2 separate regions of the Homo sapiens genome follow, and region 1 is linked to region 2. Evidence: chromatin contacts called from ENCODE Hi-C or POLR2A ChIA-PET data. All regions are on one chromosome and are shown on one strand. Each heading gives the region's core, a stretch centred on a gene start or an enhancer-like site at or near the end of the contact. The rest is flanking DNA. Distances are from core to core; before and after follow the strand shown. Region 1 holds the start of DZIP1L (DAZ interacting zinc finger protein 1 like). Region 2 holds the start of ESYT3 (extended synaptotagmin 3).

Region 1 (6,985 bases), core at 2,125-4,624, 320 kb after region 2:
AGAGGGCGGGTGACTAGTACTGGGCTGAGGAGGGAGTGAGGGGCCATTGGGATATTGAAAATCCATCCTCCTGTCCTCCCACCCAGCAGTTATGGGCCAGCTGCTCGGGGTGACAGGAATGTCTCCTGGACTAGCCAGCTAGGGCCAGTCTCCCTTGGTCTATGCACCTGTCCCCACGGCTGATGCCAGAGCTTGTGTGTGCTACAGTAGAGGTGGGCAGCAGAAATGACAGCTTTCCAGTGCCAAGTGATCTAGTCCTCTAGAGGTTGTTGGTATCCTTGGGACTAAGAAAATAACTTGGCACATGATAGGCATGCAGTAACTCCTCCCTGTGTTGAGTGTTGAACTAAGGCCCAGTAAGGGAAGAGTGTGAGGGTTCCATGCATGAGGTCTTAGTCAGCTCAAGATTCAGGATTTGGTTTTTGGCTAAGGTAGATCTGGGTGCATGTCAAGTCTACTTTCTTACACCAGCCCTGCAAAGGAGGGCACCCTATTTACACATGGGGAAATTGAGGCTGGTGGAAATAACATGCACAAAGGTATCCTCAGAACTACTTTCTGCAAATTTCAGGGATACAGTGGGAAGAGAGCTGAGAAGCAAATGTCCTTGGCGATTTCACAGTGTCAAGTCAGGAGTGCACACCACTGACTTGTAGGCCCAGGGCAGAGCCTACATGTAATTTAGCTAATTTGATTCTAACAACTCTTCTAGGTAGAGTTTACTTTTCCCATTTTACAGAGGAGAAAAATGAAAGGTCAGAGAGGCTACGTGACTTTCCCAGGGTTATGTAGCTTGGGAATGTGGAATGTAGATGTGTCTTTGACTCCCAAGGCCTGGACTCTTCTCTTTGCTCTTGTGGGTGGCAGAAAATCCTGGGGTGAAAAAAGTGCCCTGACTAGGAGAAGACGGCAGGAACAAGATCCCCCATCCGAATACATGGTGCACAGATATCCCAACTTAGTCCTGGTCCCTGCTCCATCCACTATTTTTTTTTAATGTTTAAAAAATTGTGATAAACTGTACATAATGTAAAATTTGCCATCGTAACCATTTTCAAGTGTACAATTCAGTGGCATTAAGTACATTCACATTATTGTGCAACCATCACTACCATTTATCTCTGGAACTTTTTCATCATTCCCAAACTGAGAATCTGTACTCATGAATCAATAACTACTCATTCCCCCTCCTCCAGCCACTGGTAACCACTATTCTACTTTCTGTCTCTGTGAATGGACTATTCTAGGTACAAGTGGAATCATACAATATTTCCAGGTATAAGTGGAATAATACAATATTTGTCCTTTTGTGTCCAGCTTATTTCATTTAGCATAATGCTTTTGCCTTGATCTGAATGTTTGTGTCCCTGCAAAATGGGGTTGAAATCCTGACCCCCAAGGTGACGGTATTGGGAGGTGGGGCCTTTGGGGGGTGGTTAGGTCATGAAGGTAGAGTCCTCATAATTGGGACTAGTGCCCTTATGAAAGAAACCCCAGAGAGCTAGCCAGCCCCCTTCTACTAAGTGAGGGTGCAGTGAGAAGATGACAGCCTATCAACCAGGAAACAGGCCCTCACCAGGCACCGAATCTGCCAATGTCTTGATTTTGGACTTCCCAGCCTCCAGAACTGTAAGAAAAAAACTTCTATTGTTTATATGCTACCCACTCAATGGTATTTTGTTATAGCAGCCTGAATAGACTAAGACAGTTTTCAAGGTTCATTCATGTGTCAGAATTTCCTTCCCTTTTAAAGTTAATATTACATTGTATGGATATACCACATTTTGCTTATCCATTAATCTGTCGATAGACATTTGAATTGTTTCCACTTTTTGGCTATTGTGAATAATGCTATTATGAACATGAGTATACAAATATCTGTTTGAATCCCTGCTTTCAGTTCTTTGGGGTATATACCCAGAAATGGAATTGTTGGATCTTTTGGCAATTCTTGTTTAATTTTTTGAGGAACTACCATTCTGTATCCACAGTAATGGTACCATTTTACATTCCCACCAGCAATGCACAGGAGTTCCAGTTTCCCTGCAAGTCCTTGACAACGCTTGTTCCCATACACATTTGCTTTGGCTGCCTCAAAATGTAGAGCTTGGCAGATTGAGATTGTGGTGGGACGAAAGCCTTTGAAATGGAAAAAAGAGAAAGAGGGAGGGAGAAGAGTTGCGGAGTGGAGAGAGAGAGAGTGTGTGTGAAAAGGAGCTTTTTTCCCACTCTTCCCTGACCCTCATGGGGGCTGCAGCGACTCCTAGAACCTTCAAGCAGCGAGACAGAGGTTCCCTCCACCAGGCGCAGAGCTCTCCTTACACCTGGCCTCCTATTCCCAGCAACTTTAAGGAGATATTTTTAAGTGGCCATGGTTTTATCAAATGCCTATTAAGTTTTTGCCACAAAAGGATTTTATTTAAAATAAAAATAGGGGTAGGTATTTGACTGATGCCCCTTGTGAGTGCTCTAGAGAAGAGGAATGAATACTGACATGTCCTATCTTCCCAGATGCAGAATTGTAAAACAAACATAACTGCTTTTCACATGTGAAAGAAAACTGGCTTAGAACATACTAGCGTTTTCTTTGCCATGAAGGAGTTCACCTTCAGTGACTAAGCCAGAACTACTAGAGTTGCCGGGCCTAGGGACAGGAGACATTGCCAGTGCTTAGCCAGGCTGGCCAGGACTAACCATCTCTGCAAGGAGTCCACAAGAAGCCTCAGGGCAGCCTTTCCCTGCTCCTATCAATTTGAGTTGAGCAACAAACATTTTGACCAAATATCAGCTCTATGGCACAACTCACAGTTACGGTGCCCACAAAACGGAATCTCAGCAAAGCAACTACTACTATGGGAAGAGATCAGGGACTAATATCAGGAGAAAAAATAAGTTTTTCAGTCCTGGGTTTCCAAGTTGGCATCCCCAGGGCAAACCAGCAGGTTGGGAGGGTAGGGGGTGGTGGGTGGGGGCTGCGGAGGGAAGGTGGCTGCTGTCTGTCTGATCAGACCTGGGGCACACCCAAAGAACTCTCCTAGCTTGGGATCCGGTCAGGAAGAAACCAGGACGGTCCCTTTAGGAGGGTGGGCAGGGCTATCTGCCCGGGGGGTGCGGCCGCCCCTGCACAGCAGGCTATCGATTGTACCGGAGGCAGGGTGTGGGGAAACCGGGGCAAGTCCAGCCTCTCAGCAAGGCCAGGAAGCCATTCACTTGGATCCTGGATTTTACTAACGGATTAAACGTGGCATTCCCGCCTTCCCCCATCCGTTACAGACCTAAAAATAGCTCGTCCGAGAGGGGCCGGGAGAGGCTCCACCTCTTCTTGAGGTGGGGCGGGGCGGCTGTAGTAGGAGCTGGAGGCACCAGAGACCCCAAGCCACGAGCTGACCGACGCACCGAGGAGCTCTCTGTCCGCGGTCCCGCAGGTTGGCGGCACTGGAGTGGGCCGGGCAGGCTCTGCCTCCGCCGCAGAGAGCGCCCGGACTGCGTGGGGCTGGGGAAGCATCCCGGGAACGGCGGGCGGTGAGCATTCCGGGAACCATCTCTGGGCTGTCTGGGGCGGTGGAGCAAGTCTGGAGGCGGGACGTGGGGCGAGTATGGGAGCCGCCACCTCGAGACGTCTTCCCGCCGTCCCCGGCTCCAGGAGACCCCACGGTGAGCGGGCCGCGCGGGAAAACTATGCCAGGAATTCGTCCCGGGAGCGGGGCGGGTGGGTAGCTTGGCTGCAGTCCGAGGGATCAGCGATTCGGGAGGTTAAACATTAGCGGGGGCGAACTCCCTGCCGGGGTGCAGCGGGGCGCGGGAGGAGCCGGCTGCGTGCGTCCGCGCTGCCCAGGGCGCGCCCTTCTGGCCCGGCGCGGCCCTGCAGCCCGGCCCCCTCGGCCTGCTCCGAACTGCGGCGCCCAGGGAGGGAAGGACCCGTGCGCGGGGGACGAATGACGGGATGCCCCAAGACTCGGCTTCACTGGGAAGACGGCCTTGGGTTTTTACTTTTTGAAAAAAGAAAAGTGATTTGGGAGGGCTTGATGATCTGAGTGCCGTAGGTAAAGGAGGATTCTTTTAGTAATGAGGTGATTTAAAAGCAATCGCATTGGCATCTTTCGTTCCCCTTCTTCCTTTCCTGGGCTGGACCTCAGCAGGAGGCAGACGTGGTATTTTCATCCTGAGGTGGCTGCGCATAAAGTCCACCGAAGACCTGCTCAGTGCAGGACAGGGATCAGGAGGCAGGGCAGAGGAGGGGGTCCGAGGCTGCCTGGGCAGGGCCTAGTTCACGGAGCACTTCCTAGGGGCCCAGGGCCTAGGCTGCCCCTGCCTGGTCTCCTGGAATTCGATTTCTAACAGGACTTTGGAGAGAGGCCTGGGAAGTATGGGGTGTTCTGACTTGGCTTCTCACACCCTCATCTGCAGATAGGGTGGGTGATCTCTCCCTTCTCAGTTGCAGCCCCTAGCACCTCTCCTCCCCCTCCCGGATGTGAGGACTGGCCAGTGAGAACAATCCTGCTTAGGGAAGGCTGATCCTCCAGTCTAGTGGCTGATAAGGGGCCTTCTGACTGTCTTGGTCAGACACCTCCCTCATCTGGGAATATTTTTTGATACTATCTAACTTGATAAAATACCTCATGAAGTTGTATGCTTCAGGTTGGGAACAGAAACCTGAGTTCATGTGGGCACCATAACTGTGGGTTGTGCCATGGAGCTGATATTTGGTCAAAGGTTTTTTGCTCAACTCAAATTGATAGGAGCAGGGAAAGGCTGCCCTGAGGCTTCTTGTGGACTCCTTGCAGAGATGGTTAGTCCTGGCCAGCCTGGCTAAGCACTGGCAATGTCTCCTGTCCCTAGGCCTGGCAGCTCTAGTAGTTCTGGCTTAGTCACTGAAGGTGAACTCCTTCATGGCAAAGAAAACGCTAGTATGTTCTAAGCCAGTTTTCTTTTACATGTGAAAAGCAATTATGTTTGTTTGTTTTACAATTCTGCATCTGGGAAGATAGGACATGTCAGTATTCATTCCTCTTCTCTAAAACACTCCCAAGAGACATCAGTCAAATACCTACCCCTATTTTTATTTTAAATAAAATCCGTTTGTGGCAAAAACTTAATAGGCTTTTGATAAAACCATGGCCACTTAAAAATATCTCCTTAAAGTTGCTGGGAATAGGAGGCCAGGTGTAAGGAGAGCGCTGTGCCCGGTTGAGGGGACCTTTGTCTCGCTGCTTGAAGGTTCTAGGAGTCGCTGCAGCCCCCATGAGGGTCAGGGAAGAGTGGAAAAGGAGAACACCATGGAATCTGAGAATAAGGCTAAGCTCTGCAGTGGCAGTACTTCAGGAGAGCTCCCAGGTCCCTGTCATCTCTGTTGAGGTCTCTGGAGCTCCCTTGCATACTGTGTGTGCATAGCCTGTTTGCAAACTGTGTGAAGGTTTCCTTGGCAGCCACAACAATTAGCATTAATGACACGCCTGAGCTCCCCCAGTGGGCACTGCTGAAGTTAGCTTGGGAGCCAGGGCAGGTTTGTAAATGATTGCCTGGCAGCCACCTTGGAAACTTGGCTCCCTCAAGTTCTCCTCTTGACTGCATTCTTGAGGAAGCAGAAGAGACAGTAAAGTGGTGATGTTGTTGTTGTTGTCTAGCTGTCAGTTTATGTTAAAAAATAAGGTGTTTGGCCAATTTTGAGGGAGTTATTTTTGACAGATTATTGGTGGGCCGGTTTTAGAAGAACCATAAAGTCTCCAGGGATTGTTTCACAGTGGGATGGCTGTCTTGTGAGGTGGTGAACAACTTGTCACTGGGAGTGTGCAAAGCAAGGGTGGTAGATGGGTTTTCTATATTCTAGATGGGTGTGGGATTGTCCCAGGCAGAAACCAACTCTTAACAATGAAGCAAGTTTGAATGTTAGCACAAATATTCTTTTGGGTCCCTTATTCATAATATTGGTCTAGGAATGGGAAGTTTCCCAAAACCCTGTCAATATATCTAAAGGTGATTAAACAGCTTCAGTTTTCCTAATGACAGTGAGTCATTTCTTCTCTCTCTTTTTTTTTGAGACGAAGTCTCACTCTGTCGCCCAGGCTGGAGTGCAATGGTGCGATCTCGGCTCACTGCAACCTCTGCTTCCCAGGTTGAAGTGATTCTCCTGCCTCAGCCTCCCGAGTAGCTGGGACTACAGGCATGAGCCACCACGCCCAGCTAATTTTTGTATTTTTAGTAGAGACAGGATTTCGCCATGTTGGCCAGGCTGATTTTGAACTCCTGACCTCAGGCGATCTGCCCTCCTTGGCCTCCCAAAGTGCTGGGATTACAGGCGAGAGCCACTGCTCCTGGTTGACAGTGAGTCATTTCTTCCTTGTGTTTTTATTCCCAGATGTGGGAAAAGCAGTCTGCTCACAATTCGTCTGAAAAAAGCACGATGTCCTTGCCCCTGGGGTGTATGGTTTCCAGGTAACATGCAACACTCTCATTTGGCTTTTTGTCCGCCTATCCTAATCAGGACGCAAGCTGTGGAGCTGAGTCGGGTTCAGACAAGCCCTGCTGAAATACAGGGAGAATTTAGAATCCCCAACACTAACCCTGTGGTGATTTGCTGTAAACTCTGTCAGCGCTTGCACTTTGGTCAAGAAAACTCAGGTATTGTAATTTCCATAATGGAAAATAATTTGTATATCATTATAATTATCATAATTATTAAGAGTTTGGCATAATTCAAAAGCTCTGGAGTCAGATAGAACTTGGTTTGAATCTTGGCTTCATTATTTAGTAGCTGAGTGAGCAGGGATCTTAGCTTCTCTGAGCCTCAGTTTCTACATCTGTGAGATGAGACGAACCATAGCCATCTACAAGGCTATATGAGTTTAGAATTACTACTTTTAAAGGCAGGCACAGTGCCTGACATATAGATGTTTGATAAATATTACCTATTATACTATCATCATATCATCATAATCATCTTCAAGTTCCACAGTTCTGCTCCATCTTTTTTTTTTTTTTTGAGACA
Region 2 (7,501 bases), core at 4,190-6,689:
ACATCTCCTAAAATGTCATGATTTTCAGAGAAATCAGAGGCCCAGAGAGGACAAGGGGCTTCCCAAGATCCCTCCATGAATGACTCCAATGACTTCCACTACTTCACATCACGACCACCTCACCAGCAGACACACACGAGTTAACTGCCCCTCACAAAGCTGCCAACTGATGTAACTGATGGCTACCAGCTGAAAGGAGAGCCAGCCTGGCTAGAAACCACAGATAGACAAAATGCCACGTTTTCTCACAGCTCTTTCTCTTCTCTACACTGCCTCAGGCTATTTTCCTACTACCGGCTCTCATTCCCCCAACCTGGAGCAATGTGAGGATTTTGAACTTCCCTCCTCACAGGGGCCCAGTCATGGCAGGGGCAAATCAATATCTGATAAGCAACCCAATCATCCAGTTGAAGCACTGATCAATGGCTGAATGAGTAACTGGAAATTCACGGGTCAGTGAAGGGCTGATCTGTGCACAAATCCAGGAGTGAAGGCTGCAGAGCTCCACGCAGGGGCCCCTACCAAGGGAGGTGGGCAGGGAAGCAAAGCAGCAAAGGTTACCCCAAGAAGGGTCTTAGGAGCCCAGAGCACGAAGGATGGGCTCTGAAGATCAGAAGGCAGCTCTAGCGCGGGCAGCACAGCCGGGACTCCGAGAACCCACAGGAGCAGGCTCCAGGAAAAGCCAGGGTGCAGGGGGTTCCACAGAAGTGCTCTGCGCGTCCCTTCCACTCGCTCCACCCCTTGACAGTCATCCAGATGCTGGAAAGACGAGCTTACCACTGGGACACTTGGGCATTCATTTCATATTAGGAAAAGGTAGTTAGGAAGCCCGGGAAACAGAGGAACATAAAGGGACAGCCCCCACTGGGCATTCGCTTGTGTCTGGCTCTGTGCAAGCAGCTTTTCAAACAGTCGACTCACCACGACCATGTGTGGCAACAAAGCTTTTGTGGCTTGCCGAGGCCTACAATTAAATGAGTAATATCAAGGGCTCCGTGCTTGTCACTGTGCTATACACAGTCCCTACCCGACAAGGACAGCTGAGGCGGCTCTTAATTCCTTCAAAAGTACACATAAACACTGTGTGAGAGGAGCATCCGCATGTAAACATGCAGCCTCTTGAACCCTCTGTTCAAGGGTGAGCTGCGGGGGCCACCCTGCCTTCTTCCCCATGTCGTCAGGCCACATTCACAAGACAAAGGGGACCCACAGGTTCTTCCTTCAAGGCTTCTAGTAAGGAGAATTCTTCCTTCCAGCTATATCTCCCATGGCTGGGGACCTGGAGGAGAAGCAGGATTGTCTGAAGTTTGACTAGAAATCAGACATCAGGGCCAAAATGACTCTGAAAGACCATCCAATACAACCTCCTTTTACAGGTGGGGAAACAGGTTCAGTCAGGGAAAGCAAATTTCTATGATCACCTGGAGGTAGCATCTTGGAGCAAAATGTTGAGAAGGAGTCTAAGACCAGGCAGGAAAGTCGTGCATGACTGAGGACTGGCTGACGATGGCTGCCTTGGATGGCAGTGGGGAAGGATGGCATCCCCGCCTCAGCTCAGCCAGGCCTTGGCCTCCACTCCTTCACAGGGAGTTGGTGCAAATTAGAAAAAGGTGCCCCATCTAAGCAGCATACAGCTTGACAAGCAGCAGGTGGCCGGATATCCATCCCTCCCCACTGGGGGCTAGAGTACAGGGCCAACTCACACGACATGCAATGCAGGTCTGAGTGTGGTGCCCTTGAGCTGCTCAACTTTTCTTCAGTCCCCCAACTACTGATTTGCCATCTGTTAACTTACAGAAATATTTCTTGATACCAAAGGAGGTCATAAGCCATCATCCTCTCTTTCACGCAGAGAAATCAGTTCTCCAGAGGGAAGGCATGCTAAAAGGTCAGCATGTGATGATGAAGAGATCCATTCATCCATGCCCAAAATCTTGTGCAAGGGGCCGTGCTGCCCCCACCACGCCCAGAGCCCTGTCTCTCTTTGCCTTCACAGTTTGTGTTCCTAAAGAGGCAGAGAGAAGAATATTCAACCAGGTAGACTCCAGGTTTTCCATATCATCACTGGGCGTGGAAACCTTCACGAGGCGGGTGAAAAGCCCACACCTGCATCTGTTTGTATGCACTTCACAGGTGTTCATACAGGCAACCAACCTCCCCAGACCTGTTTCTCATCCTGGAATCCCAATCGCAATAATGGTCAACAGCTCCCTAAACCAGAAAGCACCCTGAAGACCCCTGGATCCCCCTGCACCCCTACTCTAGAGGCCACCACGCATCTAAAGTCCCACTCCCACGCATCTCCCACTCTCCTCCCTCATTACTACCATCTTGGCTGAAATCACCTTCCCAACTGGCCTGTCTCCTCCAGCCTTCCTCGTCCCACCATGCTGCTTTCTGAAGGGCCTTTCAGAAGCATCCAAGGCTCCTTCCAGCCTTCAGAACAAGGCCAGCCTCCATCAAGTCTGCCTCAACTTGACCCTGTCACACATCAACCCCTACCACACACTTCAGCCAGGCCCAGCACACAGCGCCCCCTCATGCAGTGGCTATGTCACACCTCCATGCTGTGCTCACCACCTCCCTCGGCCAGAATGCCCTGTGCCGCACCAGTGGCCCAGTCCAACAGGTTATCCAGGCCCTGGTCCTCCAACCTGGCCAGACAAGCCAGCCAGGCGAGTCTGCAGAATGCAGGCTGAAGCCAGCCTTTCCCAGGTCCTTGTCAAGGAGAAAGGGGGCTGTGATTCGGGGACAATATGATATGGAAACCTGGTAGGGTGTCCTTCATACCAGGCCTTCTACCTGACTAGACCCTGTTCCGACTCCTGGCTCCAATTCTCCTCAATGGCAATGACCTGTTATGCATCTGTCCCCCACCCGAGACTGCCTTCTTGGTAGGACAGAGAGCATCACCTTCCTCTGAGTGTCCCTCTACCCAGCTGGGTCAAGCCTGGGATATGGGTTGTGGGGTGAAAACCTAGGAGGTGCCTTCTTGAGTTCAGGCTGAGCTCCCTGTTGGCTAGGTCCATATTGCTCCTGGGGTCTGTATCCCCAACAGAGGCCAGAACTGTCTCTGTGGTGTATGTGGGGGAGAGGCAGGGAGGGTGTCCACGCCCCTACACGATCTGATTTTTGACCCAATATCGGATATACTGCCTTTACATATAGCTCAGTGTCTAGAGGCTTCCCTGATACAGAAGGGGAGAAAAGAAGGGATGTTACTTGGTGAAGACTCGCAGGCCCACCCTCATGGGCTAAGGCCATCAAGGGGGACAAAACAGAGATCTGACAGATGGCCTGGACTCCCTCAACTGTGTGCAAGGGGTGTGGACAGGTCAAGCCTGCTGGGTCCACACCTTTCAGAATCACAAGCCCCACAGAACCATCAGGATGACCAAAGTCTGTGGGAGTCAGGCCCCATGCGCTACCCCTATGGCTACTACCGTAGAAAAGTGTGCACCCTTATCAGGAAGAGTCTTTGGCCCCTCATCCCCCAAATATGTAAGCTATTTGCAAAGCTTTACCATCAAATCGTACATTAAATATTAAGTGTTATGAAGTGTATGCCCACTTTGAAGTGCTAATTCTCAGTTCTTCAGAATGTGATTCTATTTGCAGGTAGGGTTTTTAAAGTGGTAATTAAGTTAAAATGAGTTCATTAGGGTGAGCCTTAATCCAATATGACTGATGTCCTTCTAAGAAGAGATTAGGACACAGAAGGAAGACGGTGTGAAGACGGTAGGAAGACAGCCAGCTGCAAGCCAGCAGAGGCCGCAGGAGAAACCAACCCTGCCAACACCTTGATCTTGGACTTCGGGGCTCTAGAAAGGAAAGGAAAAAAGTGTCTGCTGCTTAAGCCACGCAGCCTGTTGTACTCAGTTATGGCTGACTGATACAGTAAGACTTCATTTCTCTTATAAGATAAACTAAATGGGCCTTATATTTTTTTCTCACACCTCACTTTACAGACTACTGTCAGGAGGAACCTATGGCCCTGCTGGACTTTATAGGCCACAGGCTAGAGACAGTGAGGGGTCTGGCGACCTCCCCCGTGGGCCTGAGAGTAACTGGAAGAAATCTGAAAACGAAGAGCCCCAGCACCGGAGAGACAGTAAGGGTTTGCCGCAGACCAACCATTGGACGGAACACCCCTCTTGCCGGTGTTTCCCAAGCTCACCTAATCATAAGAATCACCCAGGATACCTCTGTGCCACCCTGGGAGTTATGCAATGGGGCCCAGAACTTGGGTTTTGTTAGGTAAGCCAGGACCAGAAGCGTTTGAGGAATCGTAGTGCCGCCCATGCCGCCCCAGGAGATGGGTTTGTCGGGGCAGTGTGCGTGTGCCGGCATCCCTATCCGGCGGAGGGAGGGAGGGAAGGAGGCCCGGGGCCCGGCGCCGTCGGTCTCCCAGCCGTACCCGCCACTCCACCTCCAGCCCCGCGGAGCCCTCCCCCTACCGCAGTCCAGGCCTCGGCCGAAAGCAACTGGGCCCGCCGTTTCTGTCACTGCGGTATTTGCCCATCTACGTTTTGCGTCCGGCGTTCGTTCTCTGAATCAACAGGCGGGTGGAAGAAATGCCTTCTGATTCCAACCCGAGTAAGTCTGCGAAGTCCCAGACGCCCTTGTTTTTCTCCCGGGTGTGGTCTGCCCGTGACTCTTCTCTCGAGCTCTGGGGCCTTAAATGAAACCCAAGTTCCCCACTCCCACCGCAGTCGGACCAGAGGTGGACGTGAGGGTGCTGCGCGCCGCGGGAGGGGCGGTCACCGTCCCCAGGGTCTGCGCCCCGGGAGCGGTGGGGAACGGGGTGTGCAGGTCGCCGGGCTCCCGCCCTGCCTCGGGTTTGCGCGCACCAGCTCCCCGCTGACCGCAAGTTCCTCCGAACCTCGAAAGGCATCTCCCCACCTCCCACTCCCACCCGGCTTGGCTCACCCAGGCTGGCAGGTGCTGGCCCCGCAGCTCGCGGCTGATGAACTCGCGTTCATTGTCAAGGAATTCGAAGGCGGCGGCCAGGCGCCCAAGCTTCCCGCGGCGGTTCCTGCGCCACCACATCCACAGCAGGGCGCCGAGCAGCAACCAGGTTATGCTGAGCCCCAGGTAGCCAGCTAGGTAGACAGGCCCCAGGTAGAACAGCACGCGCACCACGAAGGTACAGAGCTCGGGCAGCAGCTGGCTGGACAGGCGCAGCTCGGGGCCCGGCGTGCGCTGGGCTCCCAGGGCGCTGGGGGCCCCGGGGGCGCAGGGCTCCTCTGCTCGCATCTCGTCGCCGCAGTCTTGCCCTTCCCGAGAGCTTCACCCGAGCTTAGGTCCGCATGCCCCCACGCCCATGCGCATCTGTCTCCCAAGCTCGAGGACCAGGACGCCGCGCCCCCTTGCCCTGCTGGGACTCTCGGCGCGCCGAGCTCAGGGTTCTCTGCGACGGAGAGCAGCGCCTGGAAATGCACCGCGCCGCGCCGCGCCGCCCCAGTTCTCGGCTCCAGTGAGTCCGCAGCTCCGGAAGTCTCCGCCCTAGAGGGGCGGGCCGCCCGCCTGGCTCCTGCCCGCTCTAAAGAGCAACCAGCCGGTGAGCTCGGCCTCCGACCCCAGCACGTGGCGCAGGCGTCAGCCGGAGGTGTGCACTCGCCAGTCCGGGTGGACCAAGTGCTGCCCTAGGTGGTTAATGACTCACCAACACCTGTGTACAACTGGCTTATCATGGATAAACATCACCTAAAACCTGTTTCCTACACGCGGTCTATAATACACAGTATAGTCTGGACTCAGCTGGCATTCGAGGCCCTCCCTGGACAGGCTCAGCCAGGCCTCCCCAGCCTCAGGTCCTGCGTCCCGGCCCTCCAACTGGCCCCTAGAGCCTGCAACGCTGCCAGCTCCTCTGGCATCTGTAAAGCTTGGACCTAGCCCCCAGCCTCACCAAGCCGAGCTCAGGGCCCCTCCTGCGCGCCACAAAACCCTCTGCCCCTCTCTCCCCATCCTCTCTTCTAGGTGTCTGTTTGGATCGTCATTCCCTGCATCATCAGACGGGGAACTTCCGGGGACCGGCCCGTCTTGGCCATCTGTGGGGCGCCCAACAAGGGCAAGCGACCGGCGAATAAAAGGAAAGATGAAGAGGAAGCCCCGAGGTGCCTGAGAGTCAATGGTGAAGCCCATGGTTTCTAACCCTTTAATGATCAGAGCAGGTGGAGCTCCGAATCTCTTAAGTTCGGATAGTAAATCGTCTTGCGGATAGCATATATTTCAGACGGCCACATGAAAGGGCTCACATCAATTACTGGAATGTGATTTTGGAGTTGACAAATGTACCAGAGTGATTTGGAATGACTCTACTGTTTCAACAGCTTTATCGAAAGGCTGGAGCCGATGGATAGCAATCAAAATATTCTCTTTCCTTTTCTCTCTCTCCCTCCCTCCCCCCTCCCCACCCCGCCCCGGTCTCCCGTTCTCGTTCTGACTCTTGCTCTGTCACTCTCTTTTTCTCTCTCTGGCTTTATCCTCTCTCTTGGATAAAATTACTTACTGCAATGAGTTTTTTCAACAATACGTGAGTTCCTGGTGGTCAGAATACCTGGACCCTTCTCTATTGTTCTTGGCTTTCCAGGACTCAGCCAAAACAGAGGCTTAAAGTCCCCCAACTTAACATTCTCCCAGTGTAGCCTGGGAAATCAACGGAAGAAATGCTGCTCGCTGGAGTTCCTTCTTGAGAGTTGCATGTACACAGTCCTAGTAAAGGCTCTGAGAAGTCCTTCAGACAAAAAGTTATTAAATTCTATTTAACCCAGTGTTTCCCAGATTATTTGACCACAGAATTCTTTCCTCAAAATATTTCTCTATTGGTTAACCCAGGTCTGCTGAAGCAAAAGAGAGTGTAGGCTAGGGATACTGGGAATTCTCCTGGAAGCTGAGGCAGAATGTGTCTGGCTCTCAGGATGGATGGACCAGGAAACTAACTGCCAGAACTGCGCTCCTCATCCTTGTGGCCCTCCCTGCTGACCTGCCTGTCTGGTTGAAGTGCAGAACACAGCACTTTCCCCCCAACATCCAGAGATGGAGGACACAGGTCTCACCAATCCAGAGAGACTGCCTTGACCCTTATCCTGTCCCAATTCCAAACCCCTTGGAGACAGGATCCTGCTGAATCTGTCATCCCCTTCATCCTTCACACACAGCAAGTCCACACCTCAACCTGGGCTAGTTTGGGAGGGGGTGTGGAAGGTAGTGAGTTTGTGGGGGGATTACTAGAGAAAGGAAGGTTGTTGGTTTGTGAACTGGATGGACACCCACTGAGACAGATGCCCAGCCTGAGACGACCTGTGGGACATTGCCATCCCCAGCTGCATCGCCTTTCTTTCCTTGAACACATCAAGCTCATTTATGCTGCAAGGCTTTTGTACTTGCTGTTCTCTCTACCTGGAATGTTCCTCTTCTAAAACTTCTCCAAAGTACGTTAGGGTGATGGGATTATGATTTCACCCCCCTCCTTTTTAAAGTTATTTTATTTTTTATTTTA

The links. Hi-C counts contacts between places; a loop is a spot of excess contacts on that map. ChIA-PET counts read pairs that join two places held with the same protein, here RNA polymerase II (POLR2A). Pooled maps may share reads with other maps.
Region 1: a pooled map shows a loop between it and region 2 (2.2-fold over the local background). The contact joins the promoter of DZIP1L here to the promoter of ESYT3 in region 2. A Hi-C loop is called at or near these places in 1 of 168 maps with a recorded cell type or tissue (IMR-90) and 6 of 50 pooled maps. POLR2A ChIA-PET finds 5 or more read pairs at or near these places in 2 of 52 experiments (H1 and WTC11).

Annotation. Positions count from the first base shown.
Region 1 is chr3:138,111,997-138,118,981 of GRCh38, reverse strand. It overlaps DZIP1L (DAZ interacting zinc finger protein 1 like), which reads left to right and starts at 3,374. Exons shown (of 16, transcript NM_173543.3): 1 at 3,374-3,654. RefSeq lists enhancers at 3,062-3,561, 3,562-4,063 and a silencer at 3,720-3,939.
Region 2 is chr3:138,432,554-138,440,054 of GRCh38, reverse strand. It overlaps ESYT3 (extended synaptotagmin 3), which reads right to left and starts at 5,439. Exons shown (of 23, transcript NM_031913.5): 1 at 4,930-5,439. The coding sequence starts at 5,256. RefSeq lists an enhancer at 1-364.